Linked DNA regions of Homo sapiens: region 2 is linked to region 1. Evidence: chromatin loops called from intact Hi-C (ENCODE). Cell type or tissue: PC-3. All regions are shown on one strand. Each heading gives the region's core, and the rest is flanking DNA. Links, peaks and the distances in the headings are about the cores only. Region 1 has its middle 23 kb from the start of C2CD4B. Region 2 overlaps VPS13C (vacuolar protein sorting 13 homolog C).

Region 1 (4,401 bases), core at 119-4,118:
GTGTATCTCCCAGTGCTATCCCTCCCCCCTCCCCCCACCCCACAACAGTCCCCAGAGTGTGATATTCCCCTTCCTGTGTCCATGTGATCTCATTGTTCAATTCCCACCTATGAGTGAGAATATGCGGTGTCTGGTTTTTTGTTCTTGCGATAGTTTACTGAGAATGATGATTTCCAATTTCACCCATGTCCCTACAAAGGACATGAACTCATCATTTTTTATGGCTGCATAGTATTCCATGGTGTATATGTGCCACATTTTCTTAATCCAGTCTATCATTGTTGGACATTTGGGTTGGTTCCAAGTCTTTGCTATTGTGAATAATGCCGCGATAAACATACGTGTGCATGTGTCTTTATAGCAGCATGATTTATAGTCCTTTGGGTATATACCCAGTAATGGGATGGCTGGGTCAAATGGTATTTCCAGTTCTAGATCCCTGAGGAATCGCCACACTGACTTCCACAATGGTTGAACTAGTTTACAGTCCCACCAACAGTGTAAAAGTGTTCCTATTTCTCCACATCCTCTCCAGCACCTGTTGTTTCCTGACTTTTTAATGATCGCCATTCTAACTGGTGTGAGATGGTATCTCATTGTGGTTTTGATTTGCATTTCTCTGATGGCCAGTGATGATGAGCATTTTTTCATGTGTTTTTTGGCTGCGTAAATGTCTTCTTTTGAGAAGTGTCTGTTCATGTCCTTCGCCCACTGTTTGATGGGGTTGTTTTTTTCTTGTAAATTTGTTTGAGTTCATTGTAGATTCTGGATATTAGCCCTTTGTCAGATGAGTAGGTTGCGAAAATTTTCTCCCATTTGTAGGTTGCCTGTTCACTCTGATGGTAGTTTCTTTTGCTGTGCAGAAGCTCTTTAGTTTAATTAGATCCCATTTGTCAATTTTGTCTTTTGTTGCCATTGCTTTTGGTGTTTTAGACATGAAGTCCTTGCCCATGCCTATGTCCTGAATGGTAATGCCTAGGTTTTCTTCTAGGGTTTTTATGGTTTTAGGTCTAACGTTTAAGTCTTTAATCCATCTTGAATTGATTTTTGTATAAGGTGTAAGGAAGGGATCCAGTTTCAGCTTTCTACATATGGCTAGCCAGTTTTCCCAGCACCATTTATTAGATAGGGAAACCTTTCCCCATTGCTTGTTTTTCTCAGCTTTGTCAAAGATCAGATAGTTGTAGATATGCGGCGTTATTTCTGAGGGCTCTGTTCTGTTCCATTGATCTATATCTCTGTTTTGGTACCAGTACCATGCTGTTTTGGTTACTGTAGCCTTGTAGTATAGTTTGAAGTCAGGTAGCGTGAGAGCCAAATCATGAGTGAACTCCCATTCACAATTGCTTCAAAGAGAATAAAATACCTAGGAATCCAACTTACAAGGGATGTGAAGGACCTCTTCAAGGAGAACTACAAACCACTGCTCAAGGAAATAAAAGAGGATACAAACAAATGGAAGAACATTCCATGCTCATGGGTAGGAAGAATCAATATCGTGAAAATGGCCGTACTGCCCAAAATAATTTATAGATTCAATGCCATCTTCATCAAGCTACCAATGACTTTCTTCACAGAATTGGTAAAAACTACTTTAAAGTTCATATGGAACCAAAAAAGAGCCTGCATCGCCACGTCAATCCTAAGCCAAAAGAACTACATTTCTTAACCAACTGTGTTTCTGCTTACCCAGAAAAACAAGATTGCTGTTGCTATTGGTTTTTGCTAAATTCCCTTGATAATCCTATCACAATTCCACTTCTTTTAGTGTTTTGTAAATATAATAGTATCTTCATGGGATATTTTGAACTACAAATGTTTAAAAGAATTCTGATGACATAGTTGCACAGCCATATTAACAGGGTGGCCTTGTTTCCAAGTGGGGTTTTCTGACTGAATAGGGGTTTCAGGGCTTCCTTATAAACCGTCAAAATGCTAAAAACAGTGAAAGGAGATGTCTACTAATTAAAATAAGAATAGTTCCTAAAGAACTAGGTTCACCTGAATGACAAAAGTTTTTAAAGGTGACACCAGGGGGAGATCTAATAAAAGCAACAGGAGTTCTAGTACAATTTTAAAGAATTAAGATAGCAATAGTGGATATGGTATCTAGTAGAAAAGCTTCGGAATTGGAATTGGAAGTTTCAGGGTCTGCAGATTAAACAATATGCCTATATTTGTACCATTTTATCAGAAAAACGTACTGAAATTATTTTAGTATGAAGACTGTGCTAACTTTTTAGACAGTTAGAGACCCAAAAGGAGAAGCCACAATCCTACCACCTGTTCACAACTGTTAAAATCTTTTCACATTTTCTGCCACCTTTGTCTATGTGGGAGACCAGAATAGGCTGCCCCCAAATATGAAGGATTGTTGAGCTGAGGACAATTAAGAAGCAGATGCAGGAAAGCTCTCTTCTCTCTATTTGCCTAAGAGCAGGACATAGATTTCCAAAGAATGTGTCCTGTCCCATCTTCTGCCAAGGAGAATGAAGGTTAACCACTGCAGACAGCTTTAGATGCATCTCGCTTCTCTGCCTGGAGATGGTACCAGAGGAAGCTACAAGAACAAGGTTTGCTAAGTACCCTTTAGTGTGTTAAATTAAGTTTAGCCCAATGCTGCCTCTTTATGTATTTTAAGTTCAGCCTACAGGCTGAACTCCAAACTTAGTGAACTGTAACCTAACTGGGTGTGTGAACCTAACTGGATGTAATCTACTCAGGCCAATCACTGAGTTTCAGCCAATGAAAGGCAGCCAACTGTTCAAACCATATTAAAAAAAAAAAAAAAAAAAAAAGCAAACACCAAGCAGTAACCAATTCAGCTGTTTCTGTACCTCATTTCTGTTTTCTGTACATCACTTTCCTTTTTCTGTCTATAAATCTTTTTCTACCATGAGGCAGGCCAGAGTCTCTCTGAACCTGTTTTGGTTTGAGGGCTGGCCAATTCACGAATCATTCTTTGCTCAATTAAACTCTGTTAAATTTAATTTGTCTAAGTTTTTCTTTTAACATCTGCCAGCTATTTGCCTTCCTCCAAGTTGCTGCCCGTAGAGACTCAAAGTCCTTTTCCTTGGTCTTATCTTATCACTTCTCTAAAATTTTATTGTTCTTTGTTGAAGATGCTACGTAAGCTGAATTTGAAGGCCACTCTTTCAGAACTACTCATTTCCTGGGCGTCTCCTATGTATTTATGAAACATACATGCTCATAAACTTTGGTTTATTTTTCTCTTGTTAATCTGTCTTTTGTAACAAGGGTCCTTTTCAACTAAGAACCTCTGGGGGTAATTATTTTGCCCTTGTATATATTTAGTTACTTTTCAAAGTTACAACTGTATACTTCGTACAATGTTATGCATTTTCATATTGTTACAGTCTATATAGTAAATGGGGGAGTTTTTCATTCACTTTTTTTTTTTTTTTTTAAGAGAGGGTCTTTCTCTGACCCGCAGGCTAGAGTGCAGTGGTGTGATCATAGCTCACTGCAGCCTTGCACACCTGGCCTCAAGCAATCTTCCTGCCACAGCTTCCCAAAGCACTGGGGTTACAGGTGTGAGCCACTCTGCCTGGCCATGATCATGGCTTTTAATGCACATATGTGGCTTTCTTGCTTTCTTCACTGGCATCTTCCTCTTGTCCCACAACATATTATTCAGAATTTTTCTTTGTTAAAAAAAAAAAAGTCTTTTTTAGTTCTTTATTTTAAATAGAAAGGTTTGATCTATATTGCCAAGTGAAAAAAAGCAAGGCTCAGAGGGGAAAAAATGTATGTGGAATGATACTTGCCCCTTAGAAGTCAGGTATCTTCTTTGATTAGAGCAAGTATTGATTTTTGAGACTCCTCTAGTTAGGAAAGGTTGTCATTCTACCAACAGCAAAGCTTTTGTGATCTTTTTAGCAATTCTTTGGCAGCTTTCTCTTTTCCCCGGGAACTCTTGTCTTCTCCATATTTCTTAATCTAATAAAAAATTATTTTCATGTTCTGCCCTAGGAGTCAGCTCTGTGAAGTCATAGCTGACTTTCTAGTTCAATATCTAATAGCTACCCATGTAAAGGACTCAAGGAAGGATTGATACACACCTTAGACCTGAAGCTAGAACTCATCCTTAGTACTATACTTCTATATACTAAATCACTTCCATACTGCAGTTATTGGTCTGCCTGAGTTACTTTAGCCCTCTGAATTAATCTCAACTATCTGAGGCAAGATAATATTGTGCATTTTTATTTCTGCATCGTGTTAGCAGACCAATATTTCTTAAGCAAAAAAGCAGACATGATTAAAGTATTTTGACTAGGTCCCTCCACCTTTCAGATAAAGGACTGTCAGAACTTGACAGAATCAACCAGGCGGTCGCTTCACTTTTCTAAACCATGTCTTCAACTGTGCCATTCACCC
Region 2 (4,401 bases), core at 182-4,181, 270 kb after region 1:
AAATAATTTTACATTTAAATTAAATAATTTTATTCCTTTTCTTGTTAGATGGGAAAAGTTAATTTCTGCATTTTTTGTATGAGACAGAATTTTAAGCACCTATTAGTTTAAAGCAATTGCATGCTATATATTGTGATAATGCTGTTTATATAAACAATGTAACTTCTCTGAGCCTTAAAAAATTATTTTATTTTTAATTGACACATGATTGTATATATTTATGGGGTATAGAGTGATATTTTGATAAATGTATACAATATGTAGTGATCAAATCTGGTAATTAGCATATTTATCACCTCGAACATTTATCATTTCTTTGTGTTGGGAACATTCAAGACCCTCTCTTCTAGCTATTTGAAGACATACAATAAGTTGTTGTTAACTATAGTCACCCTACAGTGCTATAGCATGCTAGAACTTATTCTCCTATCTGGTTGTGATGTTGTATCCATTAACCAATCTCTCCCTATCCTCTCCTCCCCCTACCCATCTCAGCCTTTAATAACCACAGTTCTACTCTCTAATTCTATGAGTTCAACTTCTTTAGCTGTCAGATGTGAATGAGAACATGCAGTATTTGTTTTTCTGTGCCAGACTTATTTCACTTAACATAATGTCCTCCAGGCTCATCCAAGTTGCTGTGAATGACCGGTTTTCATTTTTTTTAATGCCTGAGTAGTATTCTGTTTGTGTGTGTGTGTGTGTGTATCACATTTTCTTTATCCATTCATCCGTTGATAGACACTTAGATTGATTGCATATGTTAGCTATTGTCACTAGTGCTGCAGTAAACATGGGAGTGCAGACATCTCTTGATATACTCATTTCTTTTCTTTTGGGTATATACCCAGTAGTTGGATTGCTGGATCATACGGTAGTTCTAGTTTCAGTTTTTTGAGGAGCCTCCATACTGTTTTCCATAATAGCTGTATTAAGTTATATTTCCACTCTCAGTGTGTAAGCATTCCCTTTTCTCCACTTCTTTGACAGCGTTTGTGATTTTTTTTGTCTTTTTTATAATAACTATTCTAACTGGGGTGAGATAATATCTCACTGTGGTTTTGATTTGCACTTTCCTGATGATTATTGATCTTGAACATTTTTTCATATACTTGTTGGCCATTTGTATGTCTCCTTTTCAGAAATATTTATTCAGATCGTTTGCCTATTTTAAAATCAGATTATTTGTTTTCTTGCTGTTGAGTTCCTTGTATAGTTCCTTGTATATTCTAGAAATTAATCCCTTGTCTTTGATAGGTGGTGCAGCAGGAGTTGTATCTCGAATCACCGGTTCTGTTGGGAAAGGTTTGGCAGCAATTACAATGGACAAGGAATATCAGCAAAAAAGAAGAGAAGAGTTGAGTCGACAGCCCAGAGATTTTGGAGACAGCCTGGCCAGAGGAGGAAAGGGCTTTCTGCGAGTAAGTTCTTTGCTGAATCTTTAAGAAATCTGCAACTTAAAAAAAAGTGTATTCTAGCTGGTTGTGTGAAACTTAGAATGCTGCTTATGAGTCTAGGCCTGTAGGAATAGAAAGAATGATAAATGATGGACTTCCCAGTTTCCTTTTTGCTCCCCTTCCCCATTGTCACCACCAGATCTATCCCCTGAATTGTCAGATTTCATAAAACTGTAATGATGACAGGGTAGTACTGGTGTAGAAGGCGAGGAAGTGAGAAGCAGAGATACATGGTACCTATGGAAACTAGAGGGAGAAGGAGCTCTGCAGGTCATCAGCAATTGACTGTTTCTGTGGAAGGGATGTGTGAAAATTAATTGTTGATAATCCAGGAACTGCCTTTCATTACTTTTTAATACTTTTAAAATTATATAGGTAATATATGAATACTGCTTAATTATATAGGTGATGTATGAATATTCTTATAATTATAAGAACTTAAAAGTTATTGTTAATAAGTAAATAAAACATTATAAGTAAGGCTAGAATACCCTAATCATCTCATCTGTTTCCAATTTAAGTGTGTATCCATCAGTTCTCTTTCTGTGTGTTCATAGAATATACAGGTATTTTACTACCATTACTTCATAATGATTAAAAATGTATTAGTATATTCATGTTTTAATTTTGGAAATAATTTCAGGAAACTGCTGTGTTTTTTGATAGTAATTTGTAATGTTGGGTGTTACAGTTACTAAGGCACTTTATTTGCCAGGTTATTACCTGTCCCTGGGAGGGCCCTTTATTTTCAGTTTTCTACACTTCCACTAAGTTACAATGTAATCCCCTTAAAATTTATAATTAGATAGTAAATATTATTTGGCTCAACTCACTCATTTTGCTGATGTGGAAACTGAGACTTAAAGAGATTTCAGCTACCCATGGTTACGTAGCTGATTGGTGTCATAGCCAGATTTAAAATCCTTTTACCTGCTTTACTCCTGTTTCTTTTATAAAATTTATAAAATGCTTTCATTTAAGATTTGCTGTGATATGATATTTGAAAAATCATAGTGCTAACTTATATGTGTATGTTGTTCACATTATCAAGTTAAGTCTTCAATTTTTGTTGTTGTTGTTGTTATTTCCAGTATGTCTGTAGAGACCTCTAGTGGTTGGTTTAAAATTAAACACCTTCCATTCAGTCTAAACTATATGATTGATTTCTCTTTCAGGGAGTTGTTGGTGGAGTGACTGGAATAATAACAAAACCTGTGGAAGGTATGTTGAAAATATTTCCTTCCTTTACAAAGTCTGAAGACTTGATGCTATTAGTAAACATAGTAGATGTTATTGCTGCTATATACTTGATTGAGAAAATTACTGACTGAATTTTATATTCGTAGCCTTAAGTTGCTCAATGAATGTATTTTCCTTAGAAAGCAGAGAGGTTAAGTAGTAGATCATGCTTCAGACTTTGAATGCTATTTTTAGCAGGGCCAGAGATAAACTAGATTTGTTTGGGTCCTCAGTAGCAATTTACTCAGTTTTGCTGTTGTTGTTTTTATCCCATTAAAAAAGCACATTGCTTATTCAGTGCAACCCTTATCAAAATCCCAGTTGGTTTCTTTGCAGAAATTGACAAGCCAAGTCCAAAATTTATATGGCCATTCCAGGGATCCCAGATAGCCAAAAAAAAAGTCTTGAAAAAGAACAAAGTTGGAGGACTTCTACTTCCCAAATTGAAAACTTACTGTAAAGCTACAGTAACTAAGACAGTGTAGTACTAACATAAGGATAGACATATAGAACAGTGGGATACTATTCAGAAATAGAGTTCAGAAGGAGTCAGAAATAGACTCTTACTTATGGTTAACTGATCTTCGACAAGGATGTCAAGATAATTCAATAGGAAAGAACCGTCCTCAAGAAATTTGCTGGGACAACTTCATATCTATGAGCAAAAGAACAAAATTGGACCCCTACCTGTACCATATATAAAAATGAGTTCACAATGGATTAAATACCTAAATGTAAGAGCAAAACCATTAAACTCAGAGGAAAATATAGGAGTCAATCTTCATGACTTTGGATTAGGCAAAACTTTGCTAGAAAAGATACATAAATTGGACTTCATCAAATACATAAATTGAACTTCATCAAAATTTAAAATTTTTGTGCTTCAAAGGACAACCATGAAGACAGGGAAAAGACAGCCCACAGAATGGAAGAAAATTTTTGCAAATCATATATGTGATAAAAGACATATCTAGAAAATATAGAGAACTATTAAAAATCAACAATAAAAAGACAACACAATTTTAAATGAGCAAAAGATATGAATAGACATTTCTCCAAAGAAGATATACATATGGCCAATAAACACATAAAAGGATGGTAAACATCATTAGTCGACAGGGAAATGCGAGTCAAAACTATGAGATACCGTTTCACACCTACTGGGATGGCTAGAATCAAGTGTTAAGAGGATGTGGAGAAATTGGAACCCTCATACACTACTAGTGGGACTGTAAAATAATGCAGTCATTTTGGAAGAAAATAGTCTGTCAGTGCTTCAAAAAGTTAAACACAGAGTCACCATGTGTCCCAGCAATTCTACTCCTAGGTTTATACCCAGAAGATTTGAAAACAGGTGTTCAAACAAAAACTGTGCACAAATGTTCATAGCACCATTATTCAAAATAACCAAAAGATGGAAACAACCCAAATGTCCATCACCTGATACATGAATAAACAAAAGGTGATATTTTCATACATTAGAGTAGTACTCAGTCATAAAAAGGAATCATGTACTGGTACTTGTTACAAAATGGATGAACCTTGAAAACATGATGCTAAGTAGAAAAAAAAGTCACAGTACACCACATATTACATAATTCCATTTGTCTGAAATGTCCAGAATAGGCAAATCCATAGGGATAGAAAGTATCTGTAGGTGGTTACCTAGTCTGGAGGTGGGGAGGGGCAGGGAGGAATGGAGGTA

What was found. Hi-C counts contacts between places; a loop is a spot of excess contacts. Peaks named below come from ENCODE experiments on the same cell type or tissue, not always from the same donor. Only the 100,000 strongest peaks of a DNase experiment are listed, where the experiment ranks them.
Region 2: it touches region 1 in a loop (13-fold over the local background); 7 of 110 quality-filtered maps call a loop at or near these places.

What each region holds. Positions count from the first base shown.
Region 1 is chr15:62,140,547-62,144,947 of GRCh38, reverse strand. No RefSeq gene overlaps it. Among named protein-coding and RNA genes, the nearest start is that of C2CD4B, 23 kb to the left of the region's middle. In PC-3, for the core only: a CTCF peak has its summit at 2,030 (motif pointing right); no DNase peak of the experiment used is centred there; H3K27ac peaks cover 558 bases.
Region 2 is chr15:61,870,266-61,874,666 of GRCh38, reverse strand. VPS13C (vacuolar protein sorting 13 homolog C) reads left to right here. Exons shown (of 85, transcript NM_020821.3): 78 at 1,258-1,421; 79 at 2,633-2,678. All of the region lies in intron 2 of LOC124903501 (a long non-coding RNA gene), which reads right to left. Among named protein-coding and RNA genes, the nearest start is that of LINC02349, 140 kb to the right of the region's middle. In PC-3, for the core only: a CTCF peak has its summit at 2,562 (motif pointing left); no DNase peak of the experiment used is centred there.